Regions from separate parts of the Mus musculus genome. Here region 2 is linked to region 1. A link is a loop called in an ENCODE intact Hi-C map of the cell type or tissue named here. Cell type or tissue: left cerebral cortex. All regions are shown on one strand. Each heading gives the region's core, and the rest is flanking DNA. Links, peaks and the distances in the headings are about the cores only.

Region 1 (4,603 bases), core at 366-4,365:
AGCATCCTGGGTCTATAACAAGAACCTTTCAGCTTTGCTTTCACCTACCTACTTAACATTCCACTAATGGTTTTTAAAGTGTTGTGTTATAAAACTTTTATCAAACTGTTACCATGTTGAACATGGAATTTGGGGTAACGTCAATCAGTGTTCATGGGCCACAGTCAATCAGATTTGGTTTCAGAATAAGCTATCTCTTATCCCATTTGAGATGAGTTGTGTTTTTATGTTGACAATACCATCATTGTTTTTATAAAGGTAGAGAAAACAAAACTACAGACTCGTGAAATGGAGCTCTTCCTGAAATTCTCAAATACAAAACTTCTGTGAAGAAATAAAGTATAAGGAGTGGGCGGGGGAACACTGACTTTCTTAAATGTTTTTACCGTAAGTGACTTAAGAAAACTCCTTTCTATAAATCTACCTAGTGTCGAGTACTCCAACAGGAAATGCATTAAATCCTCAGGTCCCCCCAAAGTTGCCAGAATCTGCGGTTATTATGCCATGAAGACATTCAAGGCAGTGGCTGTATGTACTATCTCTGAGATGACTATGCAGACTCCTCTCGAACACAGAGAATGGTGGAAGTGGCTTTAATAAAGAAGAGCAGAACGACTAACTTGTATCCCCAGTAGATGACACTAAGCCCTGTGCTTGAAGAGTATCACCACCACTTTTTCTTTCTTGTTAACTTTAAGGTGAGCACTGCGGGGTCACAGCGCTGGGTACTGCATCTCCGCACACTGAGGAAGAACAAAAGGGAACCATCCCTGAACACCAGAAGCCTTTCTAACGCTCTGGCAAACACCAGCTGTGCACCAGAAACCAAACACCTAACTTCTCCAACCTCATTTCCTCACCTGTAAAGTCTAAATAACACGATCCACCTTTGAGGAGTGACCGACGGATTAGGTAAAACCTGTGAGAATGCTTTCTAGCAGACAAATGTAGAAGAGTTACTGCCAAGAACAAAACTGCTTCTTTATTGACGCTCCTTTTCTGGGAGAATAAGGCAGCAGAGGCGCTCGCACTTCTCAAGGTCTTGGTCAGGACCTCACTACCAGGTACCCGCACCCCCAACCTTTCAATAGCAAGAACCCACCTAAAAACTCATCGTAATGATCTCATCAACAAAACCTGCCAAGCTGTAATTATCTGGAAAAGATCTCTTTATGTGTTTCTCACTTCTGGTATGTAGCACAGAGAGAAATAGAAAGTGAAATATAAAATACTTTTAGCACTCAATCCATATGAAATGAAGACTGATCTTTCTAGTCTCCCACAGATGTCTCATCACCCTGGGATGGTAAGCTTTCATAGTCACATCCAACACCTTATTATTTACTCATAGAAAGAGTTTAGGGGTTCGTTGTAAGTATAACCTTCCTCGCGGTGACTTTTGGAAATGGTTTCAAGGACTGACATTCATGGCTTGAGTGGCCATTTACCTCAAGTACTTCACGATCCGGTGGACTCCAAGACACAGAAGTGACAACGTATTCTGCACTGTGAAATGGGTAGACAGGGGGCTCAAGCTCTGGCTCAAGTCCAAGGTCACACACGGCGAGACCCGGAGAGCTGTTTTTCCAGGGCTGTCGCATAGGACGCTGGAAGCCAGCAGTCATTCCCCAAGAGAAACAGCAGACAGACAGCCGCATGCTCACACAGCCGTGCTTTCTCCTCGCCCATCCAGGTGCCAACCGAGCAGGGCACAGACCCGCCAGCACCACTCAGCTGTCAACGCTGGCACGAGTACCACGGGTCCCCGCACCCCCGCCAAAAGGCCCTCTGGGGAACCAGACCGTGGTTCCCCAAGCCGCGTGCCACCAGTGCCCTGCCGTTCCCGTCGGCCTGGGAGAGGGCACGCCTCGGCCAGCGGGCTAGCCCTACGCCGTCCTTACCAAGGAGCCGGAGAAAGATCTGAAGCCCGATGCAGAACCGGCTTTGGCTGGAATCGTAGTAGGAGTTGAAGATGGCGTCGATGATGTAGAGGCAGGGCACCCGGAGCGCCACTTCGAGCGCCGCCCAGACCTGCTGCTGGGCCATCCGCACCTGCTGCTGCGGGGGCCCCACCGCCGCCATGAGCCGCTGCCACACCGGGGCTGGGCGGGCCGGGCCAGGCAGGGCGGCGCGGGGGAGGCCCGGGGCCGCGGCCGGGGCGGGCGCCGACGAAAGTGGCTCCGCCCCCGGCCGCCTCCTGTCCTGTGTCCCGGCCCGGCCCGCCCCGCCGCCCGCTCGCGTCCCTCGGTGGAGCAGGGGGCGGCGGCAGCGGCTGCCGGGAGGCCTCGGGGCGTCGGTGTTTCCGGCCGGCTAGGGTCTGGCTCCTCCTCCCTCCAGCGCCTCCCCCGCCAGCGGAGCCACCATCTTGACCCCGCCTGCCTCGGCCGTTGCTGCCGTTGCGAGGCCCCCGAGGCGGCGCCCGCGGTCACTCGAGAACGCGGAGCCGGCGCCGCGGCCCTGCGTCACAATCCGGCGCGCCGCGCAGCGTCAGCACGCGGGGCCCGGCGAGCCTCGAGCGTTGCCATGGTCCCCGCCCGCTTCGGCTCGCCTAGCCTCGCCTCGCCTCGCCGCGGGGTGGCGCTCGCGTCGCCGGCCCGCCGCGTCCCAGCGCCCGAGCGCCTGTGAGTGGCTGCCCCTCGGTGTTGGCGTGCCCCGAGCGTGGGATGCTGGGCTACTGCGCACCGACAGTGTTAAATGTCTAGTAGAGCCCAGTGAGTGTCCCTTGAACTCGCCTCGTCCTGCTTGGGAGATGAAAAGCTGGAGGACGCCGCCCTGCCTACCTGCCTCTCCCCACCCAGAGGCCAGGCCTGAGGAATGGCAGGGGAAATAACCTGCGAGGCTGCACAGGGCGATCCCAGCCAGACTTGGCACTGGCCTTGAGTTGTTAGGTGTTGCCAAGAAAAACACACTCGCATCTGTTTACACATCTCCCTCCCTGTCCCCGTGGACGGTCATGCACATTTTATTAATGGCTTCGGAGCCTGACTTACGAGCAAGAACCCAGAACTCTCTGAGGTCTTTGATTTATCCTTGTCCTGGATAAATCCTTAATCAGAGTTGAGCGCATTCTTTCGCCGCTCTTTCTTGCCTATCAGTGGAATTGGTATGACCTGGCTGTTGTTTCTCTGTTCCTTCTCCAGCAAAGGAAGAGAGTAAGGTCAGAGGCTGAACTGTAGACTTAGCTGTTTTGGTTTAAGGAACACAAAATCGCAAACCAGGAAGCCTGGTTGACTTGGGCTCCTAGCTCAAAGCGCACAAGCCAGTTTACAGCAGGACTCTAGAAGTTGGACCTCCCTTCCCACTCCACCCCACACCCGCACAGGGAGGAGGTCTGTAAATAAAATTATCAGACTTTAACAGAACCCTTTTGGGGGAAGGTGTTTGGAGCAGGAAGATGGCACCTCCACCCAGTTTTGTGGTTTGGGCTTTGTTTGCTCACTTTCCCCTCTTCCATCTGTATACGAGGCACTGTAGGCCCCGGTTTTCTTTTACCAAAGCCTCTATATCAGCTATTACGATAGGCATTTGCTCTACCTGTTTTATCAAGGTTGAGACTGGTTTAGATAAAACGAATTGCAAGATCACAAAGGTGCTAACAGGTGGGACTGTGTATGCCCCAGACCAACAAGAATCAAAACCAGAGTTTGAACCTAATGGTATCTTAAAGCTTAAAACTTCGGTTTGTTTTGCTTCTTTCACCCACAGCCAAATTCTGTAACTGAGTCCTATCCTTCCTATAGCCGCTGTCACCATCCTAACTCAAGACCTTTCTCTGGTTTATTTTATTTTTTAAAAGACCACCAGATGGTTACCTTTTCAGATCTACTCTAGAAACTCTGGGTAACTTTCCTAAACTGCATGGCTAGAGACTAACCTTGTGGCTATGACAACGTCCCCAGAGGAAGGCAACCTTAGTGAAAGAATGACACAATCTTACATAGGGAACCTCAGGGATTAAATTAGCTACTCATCCCTCTCTTATTATGCCCCCAGTGTAATTAAAGTCAAAAGAGTGAAGCTCTTACAGAGAAGAGGGTCCAGAAACACTAAAGTAAAAATGTGATAGGAGAGAGGGGGAGAATTGTATTATTACCATTCAAAAATAGAGAATAAAATATGATCTGAAAGTACAAACTAATACGCATCTATCTTGTCTGTTATGACAATATTCACACTGACACACAAGCAATATACACAGAATACCTGTGTTCAAAGATAACACTCATTAATGAGTCAAAAGCCTTTTGTCTGTCATTAATTATTCAAATGCTTCTTAGTAGCTTTTTTTTTTTTTTTTTTCTTAAAATCTGGGTCTCAAGTCAGCTTGGAACTAGCTACATAGATCAGGCTGGCCTCAAATGCTTTCTATACACCCACCTGTGTTTGCCTCCCAAGTTCTGGTACTTTAAAAGTAGGGTGTATAAAACTTATGTTAGCTTCTCTCTGGATATCCATCAGTCAAGCCTTGTCAGGCAAAGGAAAAAAATAGACTAGGCTGTCAGAAGGAAATTTACTAGTGTACCCTGGCTTCCTTAGGTGGAGGGAGCAATCAGGGACAAGTACTTGAGCCTCCCTCCTTCCCCACCCCTTCCAAGGTCTTCTG
Region 2 (4,603 bases), core at 342-4,341, 750 kb after region 1:
TTATAAAGACGTATACTTCAACCTGAATCAATGCAGACTTCAACAGTTACCATTGGGTCTCCAGCCTAACTCCCCTCCCTCCCTTGTCCCTATGCACTAAGACGCCCCGACTTCACCCCACTGCTCAGGCTCAGCTAAGGAGACCAGAAATGCGTTCCCCACCCTCCTCATCCCGGCGCTAAACCCGGGCAGTGTAGGCCAGCAGCAGCACTCAGGGGAGCATCCAGGAGAGGGGCGCATTGGTGGCGGCGCGCGAAACCGCGCAGATTCCCGGGGTCCGCGCCCGCGCTCTCTCACCAATAGCAGCTGTTGTAGACACATGCGTCCCGCGTAGGACAGACCGGCTGGTACTGCGGGGCCGTGGCGGCGGGGCCGTCCCCCTCCATGACCCGAAGCTGTGGCTCACAGGTCAACTAAACAACCCGCTGGCCGCAATTGTCGCCAGTCTCCCAGGAGGAGAGGACAACAGAGTAGGCGGCCAGGACAGTTTCCGGGTGGGAGAGCCGAGAGCCGGGTGGGCGGGGCCCCGTGCAGCGTGAGGGCGGAGCCCGGGATGACGAAGCCTGCGTGGTTCCGGGTGGGCGGGGCCTGAGAGAATGAGTGGGATCTGAGGGGGGTGGGGGTGGGGCGAGGCTGGTGGAGAGGGGGCTGGGAATGCGAATCTTAGGATGACTTGAACTGTGTAGTTCTTGCCAGGTTTTGCGTGGTGGGTGGAGCCTGTGGCAGAGCGGGATGCACTTAGAGGCTTCCCTCTCGCCCCGCCCCCCCCACCACCCGGACCCCAAACCGAACCTGTTCTTGAGCTACGCTGCGTAGACCTAGTCGCCCTCCCATGGAGGGATTGCTTGTGTTGTTGCCAGTGTTTAGATATGAGCTTCCGGATACACTTAAAACTCCAGCTAAGGTTGCCCGCTGTGTGAAACCAGAAGAAACTCTAAACTAAGAGATGCTTGGGCACGCACGAAAGCTGAACCTTTAGAGCAGGAACTGAGAAAGAAAGGCGAACGGGGGGGGGGGGGGGGGGTGTTAGTGCAGTGCACCCAGATCTCACCATATTGTAATTTAATTTCTTCTCATCTGGATCTCTCTCCCTCTCCGTGTGTGTGTGTGTATTTTAAAGAAAAAAAGTTTTAACCAGGTGTGGTGACAGACACCTAAAGTCCTTGCATGCAGGAGACTGAAGCAGGAGGATTGCTTCTAATGCAAGGTGATCCTAGACTACAAAAGAATTTTTCTTTTAAAAAAAAAAAGATTTAAAGAGTCTGGATAGCATTTTGTGTTAATCATATTTATTTTCAAAAGAGAAGACACCAAATTGCTAAAACAGTGTTTATGCATAGTGAATTAAAGACATAGAGAACTGTCTCTATAGACATCCCAGTCTCCTGTGTGTGCCTTAAGTGCTCAGAGAACCTCCCTGCAAACGCTGGACTTCTTAAGATTAGATTATAGGCCACCCACAGACTCTCAGCCTTCTGAGACCCCAACCCCATAAAGTGCTGTGCTGGTGGTATTCTGGTGAACTTCAGCTGCTGTCCAAAACCCATAAATCCTACAAACTAAACATGTGTTTGTGTCTGTTACCAATTTATTGTTTCAGCTTGAATACTCCCTTCAACAGAGGCTGGGAGGCAGGGAGTGGCAGTCATGAAGCCTCTCTTGGTTAGTACAAAGTGAGTGTGAAGTTAAGCTTTCTCAGTAGAAGGATGGAAAGAGATTGCAAGGGAAAGAGGATCCCTGCAGTTTCTAGAAGGGACCAGAGCTAGTTGTGTGATCATCCTGCCCTCCAGTGGAGTCAGCTCTGGACAGACACCAGAACTTGGGGAAGCCTGCTTGCAGTTGTGTGTGGACAGCAATGGCCTTCTGTCTTAATCAGGGTTTCTATTCCTGCACAAACATCATGACCGAGAAGCAAGGAAAAGCAAGTTGGGGAGGAAAGGGTTTATTCAGCTTACACTTTCACATTCCTGTTCATCACCAAAGGAAGTCAGGAAGCAGGAGCTGATGCAGAGGCCATGGAGGGATGTTACTTACTGGCTCGCTTCCCCTGCCTTGCTCAGCTTGCTTTCTTATAGAATCCAAGACTACCAGCCCAGGGATGGCATCACTCACAATGGGCCCTCTTCTGCCCTGGATCACTAATTGAGAAAACACCTTACAGCTGGATCTCACGGAGGCATTTCCTCAACCGAGGCTCCTTTCTCTGTGATAACTCCAGCCTGTGTCCAGTTGACACACAAAACCAGCCAGTACACCTTCTATCCTCTTTCCTCCCTCCATAGCACTTTTGCCCCAGGTGCTATGAGAATCAGCCCTGCTGCTTCTCAGACTCGCCCTCATCTGCCTCACACAACATCCAGCCCTACTCACCTACCCACACACACCATGGTCCACCCTTAAAGTCACAAGTATAGGGCTGGAGAGATGGCTTAGCAGTTAAGGGCACTGCCTGCTCTTCCAGAGGTCCTGAGTTCAAGTCCCAGCAAGAACATGGTGGCTCACAACCATCTATAATAGGATCTGATGCCTACTTCTGGTGTGTCTGAAGACAGCTATAGTGTACTCATAGAAACAAAATAAATAATTCTCTAAAGAAAATACACAAGTGTACCCTCCACTTCTGAATTGTTAAAAATACAAATGAAAATAGTAACCAGGAGGGGCTGGTGAGATGGCTCAGGGGGTAAGAGCACCCGACTGCTCTTCCAAAGGTCCGAAGTTCAAATCCCAGCAACCACATGGTGGCTCACCACCTGTAACAGAGATCTGATGCCCTCTTCTGGTGCGTCTGAAGACAGCTACAGTGTACTTACATATAATAAATAAATAAATAAATAAATAAATAAATAAATAAAAATTGATTCCTGTTGTTAAAAAAAAAAAAAAAGAAAGAAAGAAAAAAAGAAAATAGTAACCAGGAAATAACACCTAACATGGCATACCTATTCCTTGTTCTACTGCAAACACACAAACAGTGAGGAGTGGAGTCTTACCTTGAGGCCACCACTCCCTTAATTTCTAGGACTCTGCTTCATTTTACTTCCTGCTGCCCTATAATACTTGAACCATACATTCTGTATTTTCAAAACACTCTTCATGAATAAACCAAGAGTGAGCCAGAGGATAAAGGCTTTTCTAAGACTTCCTTTGTCAGTGCAATTAATCGGATTCTCTTCACTTTAGCCTTAGCCTCAGGCAGATTCTTCAGACATGGACAAAAGCAGCCACATTCTTCACCAAACTATCACAAAAACAGTCTCTAGGCCACATATTAACTTTCTCTGGGGCTGGAGAGATGGCTCAGTGGTTAAGAGCACTGACCGATCTTCCAGAGGTCCTGAGTTCAATTCCTAGCAACCACATGGTGGCTTACAACCATGTGTAATGAAATCTGGTGCTCTTTTCTGGTGTGTCTGAAGATAGTGACTATACTCAATATACATAAAATGAATAAATCTTAAAAAAAAAATCTCTGACACTTCTTGAGCCAGGTCCCTACAGTCCAAACCATACTCAGCACCAATGTCTTCCATATTCCTACTAGGATTTCCCATTAAGCCCCACTCAAAGCATGCCAATACTTTCCAAATCCATATTCTTGCAGTCCCTGGTGTCCAGCCCACCCCATACAATGCCACACCTCTTCTAACAAGGTCACACCTTCTCCTAATAGTGTCATCCCAGAACCAAGCATTTTCAAACCAGCACACCAGCTTTAGCTGCATACAGAGTATGTCTCTATTTTGTATTTACTTTGTATTCAACTGCTGCCTAACCTGTGGTTGTCTACTGATTATTTTGAGGCATATGTGCAAAGGTGGTGGGGACATGGGATTTCATATCGCCCACATTTGTCTTGAACTTACTGTGTAGTCAAGAATGGCCTTGACATATCCTCCTTGCTCTCTCTACCTCCTGAGTGCTAGAATTGCTGGCACATTATCACACCTAGACACCTAGACTTTGGACATAAGTAGCAGATTCTACCAGTTAATAGATATGTGCCCTTGAGCAGAGCTTCTGCAACATCCTCCCCATGCCTGTTTCCACATCTGTAAAACTGAGGTTAAAAATAGGTTTGCTACAAGGATTGAGTTTGTCTATATGATGAACTTAGTAGTTGCCGGCACATAATCATGTAAGTTACCATTAGTTACTTGAAGTATAGTCCTCCCAAAGAGACTTCAACAGTCAGTTGTGACTTTCCTGACGATTCCATTAGAAAGGAATGGCTCTTCCTTTAAGGGCCATTGAGAGACTTCTGGATTGTAAAAGACAAACATTGACAGATCTTTTTAGTGAATGTTCTGCGGGGAGGGGATGTCAGAGCCTATCAATGTTGACAAAAACAAATCTCCTGCCAGTGTTTAGCTTTCCCAAGCAGTAGTGTTAATAGGGGCAGGAGAACCGACAGGAATTCATCTTACTGATACAACTGCTAGAAACTATGTTAATGTTTTGTCAGGTCTCTTAAAGCAGAGGTTACTATGTTGCTATCACGTGAGCAAAGTCTAAGCATTAGGCCTGGCATAGATCCTTTTTTTGGGGGGGGGGGGTTACTGATGGCTGGAGATGTAGATCCGTTGGTAGAATGTTTGCCCTT

Evidence for each region. A loop is a pair of places that touch in the nucleus more often than their neighbours do. Peaks named below come from ENCODE experiments on the same cell type or tissue, not always from the same donor. Only the 100,000 strongest peaks of a DNase experiment are listed, where the experiment ranks them.
Region 2: it touches region 1 in a loop (3-fold over the local background); 5 of 42 quality-filtered maps call a loop at or near these places.

Annotation. Positions count from the first base shown.
Region 1 is chr15:58,886,793-58,891,395 of GRCm38, reverse strand. Rnf139 (ring finger protein 139) reads right to left here and starts at 2,167. Exons shown (of 2, transcript NM_175226.4): 1 at 1,902-2,167. The coding sequence starts at 2,082. It also overlaps a transcript of Tatdn1 not described here. In left cerebral cortex, for the core only: a CTCF peak has its summit at 2,571; DNase peaks (open chromatin) are centred at 1,774, 2,011 and 2,438; H3K4me3 peaks cover 2,636 bases; H3K27ac peaks cover 2,513 bases.
Region 2 is chr15:58,137,276-58,141,878 of GRCm38, reverse strand. It overlaps Wdyhv1 (WDYHV motif containing 1), which reads right to left and starts at 513. Exons shown (of 6, transcript NM_029734.2): 1 at 298-513. The coding sequence starts at 386. In left cerebral cortex, for the core only: a CTCF peak has its summit at 2,770 (motif pointing left); a DNase peak (open chromatin) is centred at 533; H3K4me3 peaks cover 684 bases; H3K27ac peaks cover 601 bases.